Linked DNA regions of Mus musculus: region 1 is linked to region 2. Evidence: chromatin loops called from intact Hi-C (ENCODE). Cell type or tissue: heart. All regions are shown on one strand. Each heading gives the region's core, and the rest is flanking DNA. Links, peaks and the distances in the headings are about the cores only.

The links. Hi-C counts contacts between places; a loop is a spot of excess contacts. Peaks named below come from ENCODE experiments on the same cell type or tissue, not always from the same donor. Only the 100,000 strongest peaks of a DNase experiment are listed, where the experiment ranks them.
Region 1: a loop joins it to region 2, with 5 times the contacts of the local background. A loop is called at or near these places in 6 of 42 quality-filtered maps.

Annotation. Positions count from the first base shown.
Region 1 is chr16:97,664,383-97,674,786 of GRCm38, forward strand. Gm41512 (a long non-coding RNA gene) reads right to left here and starts at 6,325. Exons shown (of 3, transcript XR_876311.2): 1 at 5,858-6,325; 2 at 2,574-2,834; 3 at 1-1,723. In heart, for the core only: a CTCF peak has its summit at 6,538; no DNase peak of the experiment used is centred there; H3K27me3 peaks cover 1,074 bases.
Region 2 is chr16:97,774,352-97,784,755 of GRCm38, forward strand. No RefSeq gene overlaps it. Among named protein-coding and RNA genes, the nearest start is that of Ripk4, 16 kb to the left of the region's middle. In heart, for the core only: a CTCF peak has its summit at 4,577; a DNase peak (open chromatin) is centred at 4,400; H3K4me3 peaks cover 371 bases.

The DNA of each region.
Region 1 (10,404 bases), core at 3,616-8,615, 110 kb before region 2:
GATCTTGGGCAAGAAGAGGAGCTGAGCAAAGATGGAGCTATAGTCTCCCTGTATGGGTGAGCCAGCATATGAGGGCTTGGTGCTGGCAGCTAGGTTGTAGGTTTGGCATTTCATCTTATCCAGCTGGTATGAGACCAGGCAAGCCTTTAGGGCATGGGTTATGGTAGCTATCTGAACATCTGACAAATAAACAGAGAAAACAAGCATAAGGAGTGTTTCCGGGTTTATACCTCAGCTCTGCCTTAGTCATCCACTGGGTATCTCTGGATCTGAGCAGAGTGCTGGCCACTATACCAAGCAGACTTACCTGCAGCACTCTGCTACTGGAGCAAGCACTACCTGAAGCCGGTCACACACTCAGCATCTGTGTTCCTGAGCTGCCTCCTCAAGGTTTAAAATGTCTTCAAAGACTTCTATCTCATCCTTGAAGACCATGGAGTATGGAGATGTGTTACACATTTGCTTTAAAATAGAAAGAACCCTGTGGTCCATGAAATAATCCATGTAAGAAGACTTTTCTTAGGATTACTATTGTGATGAAACACGATGACCGACAGCCCCCAAGCCAGTAAGTTCTGGCGCTGATAGTGGTTTGGAGATGGGAACATCTGCCCTTTCCTAAAGCAGCTCACTGGGGTGCCAGCCCCTGGCATGGGGCTTTCAGACCTTACCTGGGGACTGAAGTGGCAGAGGAAGTGAATACCTGGTCCAGTATTCACAATCTTCCCTAAGCTCCCTAACCAGGTAGCTTAAGCCATCTTTCTCCTTCCTCTCTTCCTACCATGGTCCTGATACCTGAAAGGAAAAGTCTAGACTCTTTTGGTAGTGATGCAATGACATGCTAATTTCATACTCAGAAGTATTGACAGCAAAGCTCATCCATTGAACCCAGAAGGGGACATCATGACATTGTCCAGGCACCCCTGTCTACCCTGTGCATTGGGGACTGGGGTGCTCCCTGGGGAACTCCCTGGGAATTCAAGGCAAACTGTGTGTTTTGGTTCAGAGAGGCTGAATAACTGCTTAGGCAGGTGACAAGTAGCTGCAAAAACCTGGAAAGAATCCCAAAGGTGATGCTACTAAAGTTGCAAATGAGGACCAAAGCCAAGCCAAGAATAACATAAAGTTGTGTGTTTCTTCTTGAGTACCAGACCAGTGTCACTTAACCCTCTATGGCCCTGGAGAAGAGTGTCAAATGGCCCCTTCTTACAGTTGAGGCTGCAGGGTTATTAAAAGGTTCACAGCTAAAAGGTTGAGTTGGGTTCATGACCTCTGCGGAGACATACCACACCACACCACACCCTACCCCACCCTACTCCTGTGCACCCAGCTCAGTCCCTCCCCAGTGTGGAATGGTGGCCCCAGGCCAGACAGCAGCAGACTCCTTGGTGAACTAGCAGTGCTGAGCCAAAGCAAGCAGCCTAGGTCCCACAGTGTATGTGTAGAGAGACCTGGGGTTTTTTGCTATCTCTGGTAAAGGAAGACAGCTATCCCCCTGAGCAGTCCAAGGCTGGGTTCTCAGGAATGACTTACCTTTCCCTGCAGAAACATTCTTGATCCAGTAAATGTCTACACAGAGGCAGAGGGGTAGTTACTGCTCTTGTCCTACAGTTCAGGCTTACAGTTGAAGTCCTAAATCCCTGTGCCTGTGGAGGTGACCTCGTTTGGAAATAGGAAGGAGTCAGTTGATATTAGATGAGGTCAGGCAGAAGTGAGGCAGGTCCTACGAGACAGAAATCATGGAGGAGGCTATGTGCAGATATAAGCGGAGACTAGGATGATATTACTCCAAGCCAAGGACACCACAAGCAATACAGAGGTGAGAAAGGGACAGGAGGCAAAGCCACCTTTGGTCTCAGGCTTCCCACCTCCACCACTGTAAGAAAACACAGCTGTGTAGTGGAAGGTGGATGCCTACAGCTTTTATTGAGCTAGCACCAGCATTGCAGGCCCCTGCAGGAGCAGAGAAAGGAAGAGAAGGGAACTTAAAGTGAACTTGATGGTGTGACCAGCCACGACTGACATCAAGGAGGTGGAGGCTGGAAGCAGAGGCCATATTTAGTCACCTAGAAGAAGCGAACTTGCAGCTTCTGTCCTACCCAGACCTCACTCCTGAACTCTGTGTCTACTGAACATTTCCTGTAAGGATCCAGACAGCACCTCACATTGCATCGCAGGAACTGAGCCCTGCCCCCCCCCCACACACACACACACACTCCCGTGGTTGTTCCTTGCCCTCTTCTTGCTGCAGGTGACCATCAGGCTCTTGGAACAGATTTGGCACCTGCCCAGCTAAGGTTTCATTCCCGGGTCCCATTCATGGCCATATAGAGGGGAGCATTGCCGGTTCTCAAATGCTGCCTCCTTCATCTCCAGACTCCAACAAAGCAGGCCTTCCTTGTCATCACTTGAGACTGCTACCCAGCTGCCCACATGCCCTGTCAATGACTGAGAAAATTCACATTTATCTAGTAGCTCAACCCACTTTGGTTCCCCCGTTCTTCAGACAAATCCACAGTGAATGTCCATTCTGGCCACACTCAATCCCTCCTTATGCTCTCTGAGGTGCCTACCTGTCCATACAGGATGTATTTAGTCAGCAAACCTTATGTATTCTCTCCCTCTGGCCTACATTCTATCCTCTGTCACTGTGACCTGCTTCAAGAAGCATCCTGAAGCCTATGGAGAATGGGAGGTACCCTTCTGCAGGCATTTCCACAAAGTGCTCACGGGTTGTCCTTGTATGTATTATTGCCTGTCATTGAACTTCTGATCCCTGCAGGCATGAACAGCAGCTGTGCTTATCCAAGCTTGTGGATGGTCCTGGGGTGGCCCTGAAATGGGAACCAAGAAAGCCAGTAAACAAAGAGACCAGGAAAGGCAGGACTTGGCAGGGTGAGGACTTCTTCTTGTATTCAGTCACTAATTTCTTCCCCTGATGGTACTCAGTTCTTTGTGTATTGTAATGACACAAGGTGACATAAGCATGTGTTCAACACTGAAGCAGACTGAATAGGTCAGGCCCTCCCCTGCACACTGAAGATGTCTCCATCTGCAGAAGGAAATCTTTGAAGGCAGGGTCTTGAGGGAATCTTGACTTTCCACGGCAGAGTGCAGCTGAGCAGCATCTTGCTGTGCTGGCCTGTCATCTCAGCTATTCAAGAGCCTGAGGCAGGAGTGCTGGTTCAGGTTCTGGAAACTACAGGGCCAATTCAAGGATGGACCTTGCAATTTGGTGAGATGCTATCTCACAAATAAAAAGTAAAGGGAGGGCTAGGGGTGTGGATCAGTGGTAGAGCAATTGTCCCTCGTGCCAACTGCAGAGCAGAAATGAGAAGCTGACACCTTCTGGCCAGCAGGGAGCATGCACATGTCTCCTTTCCTGGGGTTATGGCTTGAGTAAGGACAAAATGACAGCTTCCATTAGTCATAGGGCAGGACCAAATGATTCCCAGAGCATTGAGTAACTTCTGGTAGTGCTTTAGGGAGAAGGGTTTGTGGCTTTTTGTTTGTTTGTTTGTTTGTTTGTTTGTTTCCTGACAGGGTTTCTCTGTGTAGCCCGGGCTGTCCTGGAACTCACTCTGTAGACCAGGCTGGCCTCGAACTCAGAAATCCACCTGCCTCTGCCTCCCAAGTGCTGGGATTAAAGGCGTGCACCACAACGCCCGGCTCTTTTTTTTTTTTTTTTTTTTTGAGACCATCATAGATGGTGGGAGGGATGTAAGGTGATTGAAATCCCATCTGTTTTCTAACAGAATTGTATGCTGCAGAGGTTCTAGGTCTGGAGTGCTCCCTGAGGGAGGACCAGCCTGAGTAGAGGAATTATAGCTGGCAAAAGAGACAGGTGTATGTTAGAAAATTGAGTGGTTCCTGCTTAGAGGAGGGATCCACAATAAGCCACACAGTGACAATGTGCTGACCCTGAGGCTTTCTTGAAGAAGGCCCTAAATATGGCCCTGGTGGTCAGAATCAGCCTGTGGGGAAGAAACGGCTCACACTTCTTGTCCTGGAAAGGATTTCAGCAGGGATTCACACTTCTAGAAACTTCTCTGAAGTCCAATGATCAACTCTGGATAAACCCTCTAACTGTACTCGCTTTTATTTTTTTTAATTATTATTTTCTTTCTACAATTTATTTTTATTCACATTACAGTCATAGCCTCCCTCCCTCTTCTCTTCCTAGTCCTGCCCTTACAAATCCCTCCCCCTACTACCACCTCCCCTTTTCCTCAGAGAAGGGTTGGGTACCTCCCCACCCTAGGACATCTAGTCCCAGAAGGACTAAGCACCTCCTTTCCTACTGAGGCCCAACCAGGCAGTTCAGGTAGGGGAAGGGGATCCAATGGCAAGCAACAGAGTCAGAGATAGCCCTGCTGCAATTGTTAGGGGACCCACATGGAAACCAAGAGACACACTTGAAACCAAGTAATGCAGACCTAGAAAGACATATGGTATGCACTCACTTAAAATTGGACATTAACCATAAAGTACTGAATAAGCATGCTACAATCCACAGACCTAGAGAAACTGGGTAATAAGGACAACCTGAGGGAAGATGTGTGTCTCGCTCAGAATGGAAAAGAGAATAGTCATCAGAGGTGGATGGAGAGAAAGAACTGGGTGGGAGATTGGGGTGGAAAGGGGTATGAAAATGGCAATCAAGTAGGTGGGGCAGGAGAGGGATGGGAGTAAGAGTGGAAGTTGGTGTGAGACTAGATGGAATCCTGGGATGGGGGAGGCTATGAAGAGTCTTATATGTGAGTCACCCTAGCTTCTATTTCTTAAGATTTACGTTTATTATTCAGTCTGTGCGTCAAGTGTGTATATGTGAGTGCAGGTGTCTGTGGAGGCCAGAGGTGCTGAACCCCTAGAGCTGCAGTTACAGGCAATTGTAGGCCAACTGGCATGGGTGTGGGACTTGAACTCAGGTCCTCTATGTTCTTTACCACTGCTCCCTCTTCCATCCCCATACCGGCTTTTAGTCACTTGCTTTCATGATCCTAGGGACTAAACCCATAGCTCCTTGCATGCTAAGCAAGTGCTCTGCCACCCACGACCACTCCAGCCCTTGTCATTTTGCTTTTGGTTAACTTTCAAAAATCACAACTTTTGAGGCTATACATCTAGAAGCCTGTCACTAGCTTCCTACAAGAGAAGCTCTTGTACTCTGTCCTATGGGTAAAGGCAATAACATGGTTGTATGGTTACTTTTCAGCAGTTGAAGGCACTTTTCTTGAAACCACCAACCATTCACTTGTACCTAGAAAGTGTCTGATGGGTGAGCTATGGCATCAGGAGCCGATGTTTTCCTGTGCACTCCCCCTACTCAGATCATAATGCCATTGCCGTGTCCTGAGCATGAGTCAGATGAGGAACTATGAGGACAGTGACTTGAAACACTGGAGACATCACGTCCAGTCACCTTTCCTTGTCCTCAGGCACCTACTTCTTCACTCTGTTAATCCTAGGGGGAAGTGGTATTAAAACCCAGTTCCTGCTTACATGTTCAACAGCCTTTGAATAAACACTTAGTTACAAAAGCTGTCGTCTGGGTAATTCACACTCTACGCACAGGTGAAACAGGCCAGGCTCAGCAGGAGCATCTCAGAGATATGTCTGACTTGTATTTTTAGCTGCATGGTTATTTTTAATGATTCTCAGTATTGCAAGTGTTCCTTAGAAAGTAGTGTCTCCCTTCCCTTCCCATTCTGTCTTTTTGCAGAGTGTGAAGTAGCCTGAGGCTCAGCCAGTCACCAATAGATGTAGACACCCCCCACTTCCCAAATAGATTATTCGAAAGAAAGAAATACACATCATTTCCAGACAGCTTGAAAAATGTAGCCCCCAGTTTACTCACGCTTAGGTACGAATCTCTCAAACAAGGCCTCTTCTTCTTCCATTCCCTGTGGCTGTTTCTCCCAAGCAGTGGCACTGGTCCTGAAGCCCAGCGTTGAGCCATCTGGTGAAGATGACAGATGGCTGCTTCTACCTAAGGATGGCCATATTTGTCCCATGTCGGTTAAGCTTGTGGACTTTGGTTTTTATTACATCATGTTTTATGGTACCTTAATTTTTAAATGGCTTCCAGGTTTTTTTTAGCAATAAGAGAAGTGCAGTAAAACACTTTGAATAACAAGAGCCTGGACACAGTCAGAGATGGCAGAACCTCACAGTAAGCTGCTGGCTATGGGAGGGTAGATATTAGGTGACAGAGATAAGACTGGATTCTGTACTCAAGAGGTTCGTTCCATGAGCCTGTGGACCTTAATACTAGGCAGGAGGGATGGCCACACATGAGACACAAGCCCTCCCAGGGAGTTTTTCACTCCTTCAGATTTGGCAGCAAGTGCTGGCTCTGAAAACAACCAGATGCAGCCTAGCAACCGGATTCATTACATACATATTATTGGTCAGAAAGATTCAACAGCGATACCACACCCCAAGTGGAAGGACAAGGTTCTGCTTGCTGGGTGGAACCTAGCTGATCCTGAGCAGGGAACAGCCACCTGAGTACAGACACACAGCTTCCAGGGGAGGGAGCCCTATCCCTGTCTTAGCTATCAAGCCACACCTTCAACATCTGGAACTCCCAGATGCTGGGAAGACAGCCATGACCACAAGTATAGTGGGATGAGCAATGTATTTCTGAAGCTTACCTCTGGTTGTAACATATACTCAGTATATGTAAACATATACACAGTATCCTTGGCCATTCAGGAAGGTTACATCATCATTCTTCATAGTGGGCTTTGCAACAATACAGGGCATTTTATTTTGTTCTTAGCAAAAGCAGTCCCAAAGTACAACTTTGAGTTGTATGCTCAAATCTCTGTCTTCCAGAACTAGCTAACTAGTGACAGATCTTCAGCCAAGCGTACATTGAAGACCTTCTCTAAGATGGGTTGAGGAAAGGAGGTGGGAAGCATAAACCTCATTGCTCAGAAGCAGTGCCAACAGACACTGACCACCAATGCTAACAGTATCCACAGCCCTGCCTCCCTGGGCTGACCAGTCAGGTCTTGCCTCAAGCTCATGGACTGCCTTAGTTCAGAACACATCTTGCAGCCTTTATACTCCTCACCTGCACTCTGTGGAACATCACACTGCCAAGCCCCACAGGAATGTGTGGCTACCTCCAGCAACTTCAGCCTCCAGGGCTAGACAGAGCTTTGATGCAGCCGCCAAGATGGGATCCTGGAGCCAGTGTGGGAAGCTTGTTGCCTGGCCTGGGAACAAGCCCAGACAGCCCAGCTCAGAGCCTCGCTCTGCCTAACCTCCTGGGATAAAAAGCAGGAGACCTGGTGAGACATGGGCTCTAGAAAAGGAATTGGTAGGCCTCCACTGTGTACATGCCATCTGGCATGGACATGTTGGAGGACTTTATGTGTGCCCGTGACTCTGCAGAATGGACACTTCCTTGGCTTTCCTTTCACTTAGCATAAATCACCCAGTGCCTCTCTCCATCCATCCATCCATCCATCCATTCATCCATCCAATTAATCAACACATCTTGGATCAATGCCTATGCCTAGCTCAGAACTAGGTTCCCATGGAGATAGATGGACTATTAGGTTCTGTATTGATAACACTTGAAATCCTTCTCATGTGACAAGATAAACCATGGACAGGAAGAGGTGCATGGAGTCTGTCCATAGGCATAGCCACCCCACACATTATATGGCAAGTGTGGAAGGAGCCTCCTAGCCTCTATAATCAGGCATGCCACTTGATTCCATATATATTGTAAGAGCTAAAATGTGCCATGAAAATGTACCATCCAGGGCTGGGGGATATATGTAGCTTAGTTAATAGTGCCTTTGCTTAGCATTTGCAAAGCCTAGGGTTCAATCCATGACACAACATAAGCTGGTTCACACCTGTAATCTCAAGACTCAGGAGATAGAGGCAAGAAGAACAGGAGGAGTTCAAGGTTATTGACACTCAATTACACAGAGACCTCAAGAACAGCCTAAGCTACAGAAAACTTTGTCTTGTGGGAAAACAAACAAACAAACAAAACCAAGAAAATTTAAAACCTTGACTCAACAAAGACTGACAGCAATCTCACTGACCAAGTGGACTATGGAGAGCCAAGCAAATAGAACTCTGTACTGGGCACAGACAGGTACAGTCACCGCCTCCTGGACCCAGCATGGGTTCAGAAGACATTCGTGAAGTTAACAGCATTGGGAATTGAACTGAGCTAAGAAGGTACCACAGTGGAACCCACCTGCCCTTGTCAGTTGGAGCTGCTGAGCCCTCAAACAGAAAGAGCAGTAGCAAGGAATAATCTTCCAGCAAACATGTGAAGAGCCCCTGGGTGGGAAGGTCTTGTTCACTCGGCCCTGGCCCTCCCTGGGGCAGAGGGAAGCCAGGGTCTGTTGACTCCAGGCACCTCAGCAGCTGTCATAAGGAGCCATTTGCATACCAAATAACTGCTACTAACCCAAAGGAGCAAATTATGTAGACTTTTTACAAATATCTCTTTGGGCTGGAGAAAAGGCTCAGTGGTTAAGAGAACTTGCTACTCTTCCAGATCCTAGTACCTATTTCATGTGGCTCACAACCACCTGTTGTTCAGGTTCCAGGGCATCCAAATACTTTCTTCTGGTCTCTATGGGCTCCTGCACCCACTTGGTGCACATATATACATACATGCATGCAGGCAATCACCATACACATTAAATAAATACAGACATCTTTAAAATACATATGCAAGAAGCATGTATTACCTTAACATGCCTGTGGCAGTCAGAGGATAAATTTAGGTGTTGGTTCTCACCTTCTGTCTTATTGTTTTTGCCTTTGTGTACACCAGGTTGTTTTTTAGTGTCCAGAGATTCTCCTGCCTCACCTCCCATCTCTCCTTAGTAGCAAGGGTATTACAGACACACACTGCCATGATGGTTTTCTGTGGGGTCTGGAGATCTGATCTTGGGTCCTCTTGGGCAGAAAAAAACCTCATGCGCTGAAGCATCTCCCAGTCCATGTCACCTTCCTCCTGAGGTGTACAAGCAATACCATTTATATCCTCTCTAGCAACGGGTAAAGCAACAGCATGTTGATGGTGGTGTCAGGGGCAGAGCAGATGGCAGCTCTTTTTTTCATCCCAGATTGATGCCTGGCTTACTGGCCAAAGCTATCTTATGCCTAGGACTCATAAAAAAAACAAATCAAATCAAATCAAATCAAATCAAATCAAATCAAATCAAATCAAATCAAATCCAGGCAGCACAACACAGGAAGAGGAAGACAGAGGCCTGCAGGCAGCTGTGCCACTATCAGACTTGCCCTCCAGCACTTGGCACAAACAGGCTATAGATACCCGATTGCTGCTATGCCATGCAACATAGAGGGAGGATGTCACCCAGGGACCCACCAGCCACATGGCCATCCTGCAGTGGGATGTGTGAGTATGTGGTGGCCAGATGGGAGAGAGAGAGAGAGAAGTGGAGCAGCTGACACATTATGAGGAGAGAGGGAACTGGAGACTTGAGAGTGGAGAGGAGTAGCCTGTTATGAGTAGCCATCTGGGGCCGTGATGAGGTCCCAGCCTGAGCTGCTGCTGAGAGCCATGTCTGAGTTCATGGCTACGCAGAGGCAGGGGTTGGCGGAGATGTGTGTGGCTTATAACACCATTAGAGAACATAAGGATGTCCCTGGTCAGGACATTCACCAGGAACCCTGTGGATGACCAGGGGCTGTGTATAACTGCCCCTGCCCCTTACTGCCTGCAGCACTCTGGAGAGCTGACCTCATCTCTCAACAGTGGCAGCACTTGGGAGAGAAGGCCTTGCACCTTGCCCAGGCATCACAGTAGAGTAGAGATGACCCTGATGTGAGTGCAGGTGAGCTGCCCCAGGGTGTGTGAGAGAGCTTACCCAGCCACTGGTCTGCCATGGGGTGGTATGGATGCAGAGGTGTTGTTGTTCCCCTCTCACTGTTCCTTGTCACTTCTGGCAGTTGGGAAAGCTACCCACAGGGTCATGGGCTATATCTGTCCCTCACCAGCACTTGGGAGAGTGGGCCCTGTACCTTATCTAGACAGCATAGCAGAGCTGAACCTGGTGGTATGGGCAGTGTAAGGAAGCCAGTCCCAAGGAAAGAGTGCAGGAGAGCTGTCCTACCACTCATCTGCTGGCTGTGAGGCAATATGATTGTAGAGGTGATGCTTCCCCTAACCCCTGTGGCATTTGGAGAGCTGACCCTGGGGTCATGAGAGTCTGAGAGTGGCCCTGCACCTAGCCTGAGCAGCACAATAGGGCTGGTCCTGGTGGCAGGGATACAGGTCAGCTAGCCCTGAAGGCATGAGTGAGGGAGAGAGAACTGGCTCTGCCATCCCTCTGCTATGAGGTGGCCTGGGGAGGAGGGGAGAGATGCCCTCTACCCTGTCACCCCTCACCA
Region 2 (10,404 bases), core at 1,937-6,936:
GGTCATGGAGCAGTCTCCACTTTCCTGACTTTTTCTTAATTACAAAAATTGGAGTATTCCAAGGTGAGGTAGAGGGTTCAATATGGCCTAATTTTAATTGTTCCTCTACCAGTTGAATCACAGCTTCTAGTTTTTCAGAGGATAGGTGCCATTGAGGAACCCACACTGGGTCCCCTGTTTTCCATGGTATGGGTCGTGCTGCCCCAATGGCCGCTAAGGAAAACCCAGACCCTGTCTGTCTTGGTTTCCATTAGGTGAGATGGGCTCTATCCTTCCCTGTTCTTGATGTCCTAACCCTTTTCCTTCTTTATAACCCATCTTTGCCATGATATTTTTTGCTTTAGCTGAATACCCTCCTGATGGGGCGTTTTCATTGGACAAAATAAGGCCCAAATGCTGCATAATATCCCTTCCCCAGAGGTTAACCGGGAGTGGGAGCACATAAGGTATGAATTTCCCTTGCTGCCCTTCAGAGGATTCCCACGTCAAGGCAACGGAGCTTATAGTGGGACATGATTGATATCCTAGGCCCTGTAATGAATGAGATGACTCTGTGGTGGGCCATGCTTTGGGCCACCAATGTGTAGAAATTATACTTTTATCTGCTCCGGTATCAAGGATGCCTTCAAACTCTTTTCCGTTGATCTTAAGGCGGAGCTTAGGTCTATCATTTAAAGATACAACCAAATAGGCAGAATCATTTCCTGAGGAGCCCATTTTCTTTATCTCAGGTCCTGCAGATTTCTCCCTGATATTATCAGGGAGGAGCAGCAGCTGAGCTATCCTATCTCCTTTACTAATAGAAAAAACGCCCTTAGGGCTTGAGCACAGGACCTGTATTTCAGGGGAATGTTGACAATCCATAACTCCAGGGTGGACTACTAAGCCCTGCAAGGTGAGTGAACCCCGGCCGAGAATAAGGCCCATGGTTCCCGGGGGCAAGGATGGTATAGGCTCCACCGGCACCGGCTGAATACTCATTTGAGGCATTAATAGGAAGTCGGAGGCGGCACGCAGGTCCACCCTTGTGGGTCTTCCTGGGTCGCCTCTCTGACTGCTTCCTGGGTCCTGACAAACCGGTTCCCATATCTTTGAGGGCCCTGGGACCGAGGGCCCGATGACCCGTTTTTTGGCACATCAGTTGATTGACTATCAGGTGGGGGAAGAATTCTGCCCTTTATATCCCTCACAGAGCGACACTGGTCAGCTCTATGATAACCCTTGCCACACTTAGAGCAAAGAGTGAGAGTCCCTCCCTGTTTATCTGGAGCTCTGCAATCTTTCTTAAAATGCCCAGGCTTTCCGCAATTAAAACATGTCCTCTGATCATTTCTGCTCATGGAGCGGTTTTGGGATTGAAGGATGGCAGCCGCTAAACCTGCATTGCTGAGAGGTCCCCCAAGCTCTCGACAGACCCTGAGCCAGTCTTGTAAGCCTTTGTTCTTTCTTGGGGCTATGGCCGCTCGGCACTCCTTTGTGGCTTGCTCATAGATTAGCTGTTCTATTAGAGGCGCAGCTTGCTCTGACTCTCCAAAAATACGCTCTGCTGCCTCTGTCATTCTGGCCACAAAATCTGAGAAGGATTCCTGAGGTCCCTGGATTATCTTTGTTAACTGACCAGTGGTTTCACCTGCTCGAGAGAGCGCCTTCCAGGCCCTAATAGCCGTGGAAGAAATCTGGGCATAAGCTCCCCAATGGTAGTTTGTCTGATCAGCAGAATAAGCTCCCTGACCCGTTAACAAGTCAAAAGTCCAATCTCTCTGCTCTGGAGTCAAAGCAGCTGCGTTTGCTCGGGCCTGCGCTTGTGCAGCTTCGTGCCAAAGCGCTTTCCATTCCATATATTTGCCCATACTAGGGAGAGCGGCTTTTACAACCGTTTGCCAGTCAGCAGGAGTTAGTGCCATGCCGGCGAGCCTGTCTAACTGCACCAAGGTAAAATTAGCATTGGTTCCATATTTACGGACCGACTCGGCAAGTTCTTTAATCTGCACATATTCTACCGGAGCGTGGACACGCCCACCCTCGGCTCCTTCAAAGACTGGAAATGCCTGTTCTATTTTCCTTTGTTCCTCTCGGGGAATGAATGAGTCTGCGCATTGCCTCTCTGCGCACTGCCTCTCTGCGCATTGCTGACGCACTACGGGCTGACGCACTACGCAGGGCGGGGACTCCGCATAGGGCGGGAGTGCACCTGGTAGCCGATTGCCCTGAGGCCAATTAGCAAACTGGCCTTCGCCAGCCGCTTTTGGCTTTTTTCTTGACCAATTAGCTGGCTGGTAATGGGCTGCTTCTTCCTCCCAGTCTGTTTCCTCAGAGGAGAATTCTTCATCTGCTTCAGAACTACTAAGAGCTGGCTTCCTGAGCTCATCCAGCGATGAGCACAGGCTCCTTTTCCTATAGACCTCCGCTAATTGATCTTTCTTCTTTTCCCTTTTTCCTCTTTTTCTTCTAATCTCTCTCCAGGTATTCCTACCTAACCTTAACTTTTCCTCGGGTTCAAGACCCTTGGAAAGGCCTGTATACTTAGTTTGTGTACTACATTTTCTTTTTGCTCCTACTTTCTCTCCCCGCTTTACTTCTGATAGATTACCCTGAATTTCCTCTAGAATTTTCAGCCCTATCTTAATCACTTGATAACATGTGAAAAGGAACAAAAGGGCTCCTAACACCAGAAAAAATTCAAGGCCAAACATATTCCACTTTACTTCTGATAGACTGTCTTGAATTTCGTTAGAAAGTTCAAGGCCAGGCTTACCTCGTAAAGCTGTACTCACTGGTACTCTCGTTCCCCAGCTGAAAAGTTCTGAATTCATACAGTTGAATCCTTCTTAACAGTCTGCTTTACGGGAACCTTTATCACCGTCGTTCCCCAGCTGATGAGTTCTGAATTCGGCAGTTGAATCCTTCTCAACAGTCTGTGTTACGGGAACCTTTATAAACGTGATCCGCAGTTCTGGTTCTGAAATGAAGTATCCCTCCTGCGCCGGTGATGGTTAACTCCCTCCCGGGTTTTTCTTCCCGGTCTTTCGGCACCAATTGTTATTAGACGCGTTCTCACGACCGGCCAGGAAGAACACCACAGACCAGAATCTTCTGCGGCAAAGCTTTATTCTTACATCTTCAGGAACAGAGTGCAAGAAGCAAGAGAGCAAGAAGCAAGAGAGAGAGAAGCAAGAGCGAGAGAAAACGAAAACCCCGTCCCTTTTTTAGGAGAATTCTCCTTCGCCTCGGACGTGTCACTCCTTGATTGGCTGCAGCCCATCGGCCGAGTTGACGTCACGGGGAAGGCAGAGCACAAGTAGTCATAAGATACCCTTGGCACATGCGCAGATTATTTGTTTACCACTTAGAACACAGCTGTCAGCGCCATCTTGTAACGGCGAATGTGGGCGCGGCTCCCAACAGCAGGCCTTTTCTGTGTGACTTAAACTGGTTCTAGGGAATGGGATGGGGACCTGCTAAGGCCACAGAACAGAACCAAGCACACAGCAATGCACTTGTTTGTCCCTGGGTACAGAGGCACTGTTCAATAGGTAACTTGCTGTCCAACAGGCTTTGACTTAGATAGATCTTCCTAGCTGTAGGCTGATTTCAGTGTTTAGAGCATGTTTAAGGTTGACAAGGCCAAACTGGGAGAGTTGGAAAGGTATACTCAATACACTCACACATGTTGATATTTTTCAACTTCCTGTGATTTCAATGGAATATAGTCTCATAGTAAGGCAGGAACATGTGTGATTATATACATGTTACATAGACGCATCTCCTATTGGTCCTGTTTTTCTAGAGAGTCCTCAGTAAACATGGGATCTTGACAGTTTTGTTTTGCTTGAACCACAGTCTTCAGAACCAGAACTCTTTATTTCCTAGACTTACCAGACTCACTTGTATCTGGGGTTGGAGGCTGGTTTTTTGTGTAGCCCAGGCTGGCTTCCAACACACTCTGTACCAAGGATGACCTTGAACTTCGGACCTTGCCTCCATCTCCTGAATGCTCCTTTTATAGGGAGCCACTACTTCCCCAGAATAGTTAACTCCTTTGCAGCCTGCTTTGTAGTTGTGTTTCCTTTAAATTGGAATCCATTTCTAAGCCCCAGGGAGAAACCTGTGGCTGCGTCTACGACTAGAGTACATCCTGTGCACAATGCAGACTATCAGCCTCAGTCCCTCTAGACCATCTGCCAGAAAGCTTCCAAAAAGTAAGCTGTAGGCAGTCTTCCCGAAGTCGACCACGGTGGTCAGCGTCATCAGAACCTGTGAGCAAGGTGGCAGTCGCCTCGCAGGAGCAAATGTAGGTGCACTGTTCCTCCCCCCACCAACCTCCTGCTGTTCCAGGGAGGCGGTCCCTGCCTGCCCCAGCGTGAGTCACCCTGCTGAGTCCTGAGCACTGCAGCTCTGCCAGCGGGGTCCTTTCTATCAGTTCTCAGATCACACACCGGCAGCCAAGACTTTTCTCCTTAAGCCCTCTGTTTGGAAAAGAATGCTCTCAGGGTTCTGTTTCTCACACACGCCCCATTCAGCTCTGCCAAAGTCTCCAGGCCGTCCCCACCTGCCACCTGTGGGCTGTTCTGGGAACTGCAACCTGGCTGCTTGGCCCTCTACACCTAATGAACCTACTAAAAATTCCAACCAGACTCCTCAGTCACAAAAGCCCCTGGGTTCCTGCGGACACAGATGTTGATGGCCTGGCCACTACGTCTAGATCTCTCTTCTGTGCCTCAGTTATAACTCTGGAACTCTATTTGGCTTATTGAACAAATGATGTACACTTATAACTGAAATTTTCCACTTTTTTATTAGTGCTAACGTCTCTGTAACTTCTGGGTTGGTTTGGGTCCATTAGTTTTCCTCCTTGTTTTGGGTCTCATCTAGTCTCTCTCTCATATATGCGGTAATCTTTGGTTGAAATCCAGGCATCTTGGTCTTGCTTGCTTGGATCCTGGGTATTTCTTATTGGCTCTCAACTCCCTAAAAATATCTTATACTTGCATCTCTCCAGTCTGTCTCCTCCAGCACCTAGCTTCTCCCATGTGCCCATCTGTGTCCAAGAAACCCTTTTCTCATAAGGATTTAGCCCCTGAAAGGCCTACATAAATCTAGTATGTCACAGTAATGGTGTCAATGTCCCTTCCAAACTTGTGTAGAAACTTTCTTTTTGGCTTGGCAGTGGTGTTAAGGAGATCAGGTCAGGAGAGCTCTGCCCTTGGGTACAGATGAATGTCATTACAGTTGAGTGAATTCTTTATACCAGGATCTCACCCCATCCTGTGATGCTGGGTGCTATGGATCACCCAGAGGCCCTTAGCAGAAGTAGCGCTTCTATTCTGGACTATGATTCCAATAAACTGTTATTTTTGTTTATTTGTTTTTGTTTTAATTTTGATCTCTCTCTCTCTCTCTGCCTCTCTCTCTCTCTGCCTCTCTGCCTCTCTCTCTCTCTCTCTCTCTCTCTCTCTCTCTGTGTGTGTGTGTGTGTGTGTGTGTGTGTGTTTGTGGTGTACATGCATGCCAGAGCACCTGTGTGGAAGTTAGACGACAGTTTTCAGGAGTCAATGTCTAACTGTAACTCAAGCTATCTGGTTTATGAGGCGCATGCTTTCACCCACTGAGCCTCTTGCCAGATTAACTCCTGCTGCTATTCCCAGTCTATGGTAGTATTGTTGTCCAGAAAGTGGGTCAAGCCACACAGGATCCTGGCTAACTACGGCTGCAAAAACCCTATTTGCAAAAGGGATCACTCACAGAGGGGTAGGGTTGGGTGGGACATGTCTCTAGGGGAATACAGCTCTCACAGCCTCAGCACCCAGCTTGCCTTCTCCACAGTGCTTTGTTGGTTGTTCGATAGGCTTCCCTTCAGTGTGTAGCTTAGAAAGATGGCCCAGATGCCTACTTTGATGCTGAGTCCTCACCACATCCATAGGCTTGCCCTTATGTGGAGACCCAAGAAATAGGAGATCTTTACGTCTAAAAAAGTCCTGTCTCATTAATCCCCCAGCTTTCCTCAAAAATACAATTACACATCTGCTGGCACAGCTTTTGTCTCATTTATGATCTTTCCAATTAATTTTTTATTAGAGTATGTGTATGTTTATACCTATGTTTGATGTGTATGTAAGTAAGGTGTTTTTCATGCCACAGCATGTGGAAGTCAGGGGAAACTTTAGTGAGTTGGTTGTCTCCTTCCACCATGTTTTTGAGGCAGGATCTTTGTTGTTTCTGCTGCTGTACTATGTGCTCCAGCCTTCAAGCTTCTGGAGGATCCTCCTGACTCCACTGTTTGAGGTTTTACACACACACATACACACACACGTATACACACAGACACACACACATATAGACACACATACAGACACACACACAGACACACACATATACACACAGACACACACACAGACACACACACATATATACACACACAGACACACACATATACACACACAGACATACTATATGTATATATATAAATTTCCCATATATTATTTATATTTATTATATATAATATATATTTAATTATGCATTCTTGGGGAGTGCCTGAGAAGGCAGGTGCCTTTGGAGGCCAAAGACATTGGAATTCCCTGGAGCTCGAGTTACAGGGGGTGTGAACCTCAATAGTAAGGTTTTCTTATTTTTTGGTTTTTTGGTTTTTGTTTTTTTAACTCATTGTGGTTGGAGAAGTCATTCAGTGATTAAAAGCACTCATACAGCATGTATATATCCACACATGCAAATACTTGTATGCATAAAATAAAAATAAATAAATCTCTTTTTGTGAAGCTGATTACTATTTATTTTAGAGGCCAGCAAAAACACAACCAGCTTTCCCTTTTAAACAAATATACTATTTCATTTTATTTTTTAAAAAGAGTTAAAGGCCAGATTAAACTTTTCTTGAGAAAGAGAAGCAGGTAGAGAGAGAGGAAAAAAGGAAGGGAGGGAGAGAGAGTGAGACAGAAAGAATAAAAACCTTATGTTGTAGCCCTTAAACACAACATAATAGTTTTTATTTAAAAATTAACAAAGCAATTCATCAAACAAAATAAAGAATAAAAGTTATTATGCAAAAAGCCAAAAGAACTATATTTGGGAGGGAAAAATAAATTTAAAAAGATATAATTACGAAGCAAAAGTAGGCCTAGTGTTTATAACGTTGTAAAATGAACTCTTCAGAATCAGGGCTTTGAGTTCACGGTGTCCTGACTCAGGAGCAGAATGCCTGTGCATGTGTGGTGCGATCACTCCATCTGCCCTTATAGGTGATCCCAGAAGTACCTGCTTACCCAGACCCTGTGACAGCTGCTGGGATGGAATGAAAGGGATCACCACACCTGTACTTTATGACTTTCACCCCATTTGTAACCTAGAGATTAAATAAAATACAGCATTATGCAAATGATAATTTTTAACTTGCTGAAAGCAAAGTCAGTATCCATCATTAAAAATGTGACTTGGGGCTAGAGAAATGGCTCAGCGGTTAAGAACACCGCCTGCTCTTCCAGAGGTCCTGAGTCCAATTCCTAGCAACCACATGGTGGCTCACAACCATCTACAATGTGATCTGATGCCTTCTTACGGCATGCAAGTATACATGCGAATAGAACACTTATAATAAATAAATAAATAAATAAATAAATAAATAAATAAATAAATAAATACAGAGAGAGAGAGAGAGAGAGAGAGAGAGAGAAGGAAGGAAGGAAGGAAGGAAGGAAGGAAGGAAGGAAGGAAGGAAGGAAGTTAGTTTTAAAAAATATGTGGCTCAAGAAGCCAGGAATGGTGGCACATTTCTTTAATCCCAGAACTCTCAGGAGGCAGAGGCTGCTGGATCTCTGTTGAGTTTGAGGCCAGCCTGTTGAGTTTCACAACAGCAAGGTCTATGTAGAGAAACCTTGGTCTCAAAACCAATGTGGCTCAAGTATAGCTCTATCCAGTAGAAAGCAGACTATCAAGATTTACTGTAAAATATGAACCAAAGTTTTGAAACATCTCACTGTATTGCCCAGGCCAGCCTGAAACCCTTCTGCCTCAGCATCTTCTGTTCTAGGATTGCAGGTATAAGCCACTGTGCTTGGCTTTGTGTTTTTTAGCTAAAACTGTATCCTTAAACTACTTTCCTTCATTTCCTGTACTTTCTTCGGGCTCTGTTTTTGCACACATGGGTCAGGTGTGTAGGGCATATGCACAAGGTTAGATGTGCACAGTTTTGCCTGTGTGTTTGCATGTGTGCACACAGGACTGTGCAGAAGATGTTTCACACCAAGCCTCAGTGGGGTAGTGTAAAGTGGACGAAACATTCTAGCATGGTTCTCATCTTTCTCTCCACTGCATTTATCAACTGGAATATTATCAATATATGTATCTGTCTCTCTGGTGTGGATTTATTATGATGGACAAGTCAACATGATTATTAACCAGTTTTTGAAAATTAACATCTAGGGGGCTGGCTCAGGAGTTAAGAGCACTTGATGCTCTTGTAGAAGACTCAAGTTCAATTCTCAGCACCCCTGTGGTGGTTCCAGGGGTTAAATGGTCTCTTCAGGTCTATTCAAGCACCCAGGCATGCATGTAGTGCATAGACATACATATAAGTAAACCCCACACATATACATAAAATAAAATGAACAAATATTTTTCAAAACATTAACACTTAACAAACCAACAAAACTAAAGTTCATACCTATATTTGCTAAACATTTTAAGTATGTACATGATGAAAACATTAATTTGCCACATTTTTGGTACATTTGTAAAGATGTACATACCTTCCGTGGAAATAATCTTTGCCTGAAACTAGCCATTATATGTGTACAGTTCTGAAAATGCACAGCAGGGAGGTGCCTGGATGAGAAGCAGGCCAGAGAATTCTAGCTAGGTAAATATTGACATGATTGGTGCCTGCAGGAGTGAACACATCCTCCAGATGGGACACACCCCAGGTGTCCCGTACAGGTGGCTGGCTGCTATAAACCCTGTGTGGGATGCTTTGAGTGTATTACGTTAAAAGCTGTACAGTTACTCTTTGGAACTTGTGCTAAGTATAGGACGCTTATTGTGAAGACGCATAGCAGTGCCAACAATAAACACTTCCTAAGTCTAAAATAGACATAGTAACTTTGGACCAATTTTTCACCTGTTCTTGATGCTCAGCTAGAACAAAAGTCACCCAGGAGCCACTGGCAGGGCTGCCTAGGGGACAGCTGAGGGCCTGACTAGAAGAAACCTGCAGGGAGCTCAAAGCCATGTGAGTTGTTTTGTCTCAGGAGTTTGAGTCTTTAATTTGTAAAAAAAAAAACAAAAACAAATAAAAAGAAAAGCCTGTGTGGTGTTGTTCTGTTCTGTTTTTTATTTTATTTTTTTTTATACAGAGGTCCAGGTTAGCCTTGTAGTTGTGGCAATTCTCCCATCTCAGTCTCTCCAGGGCTGAGACTATAGGTGTGCATCACCATGCCTGCTTGTTTTTGTTTTTTGTTTTGTTTTGTTTTTTCCTCAACAGTGAGTCCCAAATCTCCTGGACTTTCCTATGGTTGTATTTTGGTTTTTAAGAAAGAGTAAACTATTTTGTCGTTCTTCTTTTCAACTTTGGTAGAGTAGAATCAAGTTGGTTAGTTAGCATAGAAGGTTAAATAACTATACAGTAGCAAGTCTTTTTATATCTCTGCAAATCAGTGTGTATTTATGGGAACGACACAATGAGGTCTCAGTCCCAGCTCTACCTTGGCTTCCCACCCAGACCTCCTGGTGTTTCCAGTAACATTAACAAGCATCTACTTAGGAATGAAATTAATTTTTGTCAGTATGCTATGGTTAGGTAAAAGAGTTTTTAAATTTTTAATATACATTCCATTGACAATCTATGTAAGATAAAATATAAGATATAATTTGCTAAACACATGAAACTCAAGGAGAATGAAGACTGAAGTGTGGACACTATGCCCCTCCTTAGATTTGGGAACAAAACACCCATGGAAGGAGTTACAGAGACGGAGTTTGGAGCTGAGATGAAAGGATGGACCATGTAGAGACTGCCATAGCCAGGGATCCACCCCATAATCAGCATCCAAACGCTGACACCATTGCATACACTAGCAAGATTTTATTGAAAGGACGCAGATGTAGCTGTCTCTTGTGAGACTATGCCGGGGCCCAGCAAACACAGAAGTGGATGCTCACAGTCAGCTAATGGATGGATCATAGGGCTCCCAATGGAGGAGCTAGAGAAAGTAGCCAAGGAGCTAAAGGGATCTGCAACCCTATAGGTGGAACAACATTATGAGCTAACCAGTACCCCGGAGCTCTTGACTCTAGCTGCATATATATCAAAAGATGGCCTAGTCGGCCATCACTGGAAAGAGAGGCCCATTGGACTTGCAAACTTTATATGCCCCAGTACAGGGGAATACCAGGGCC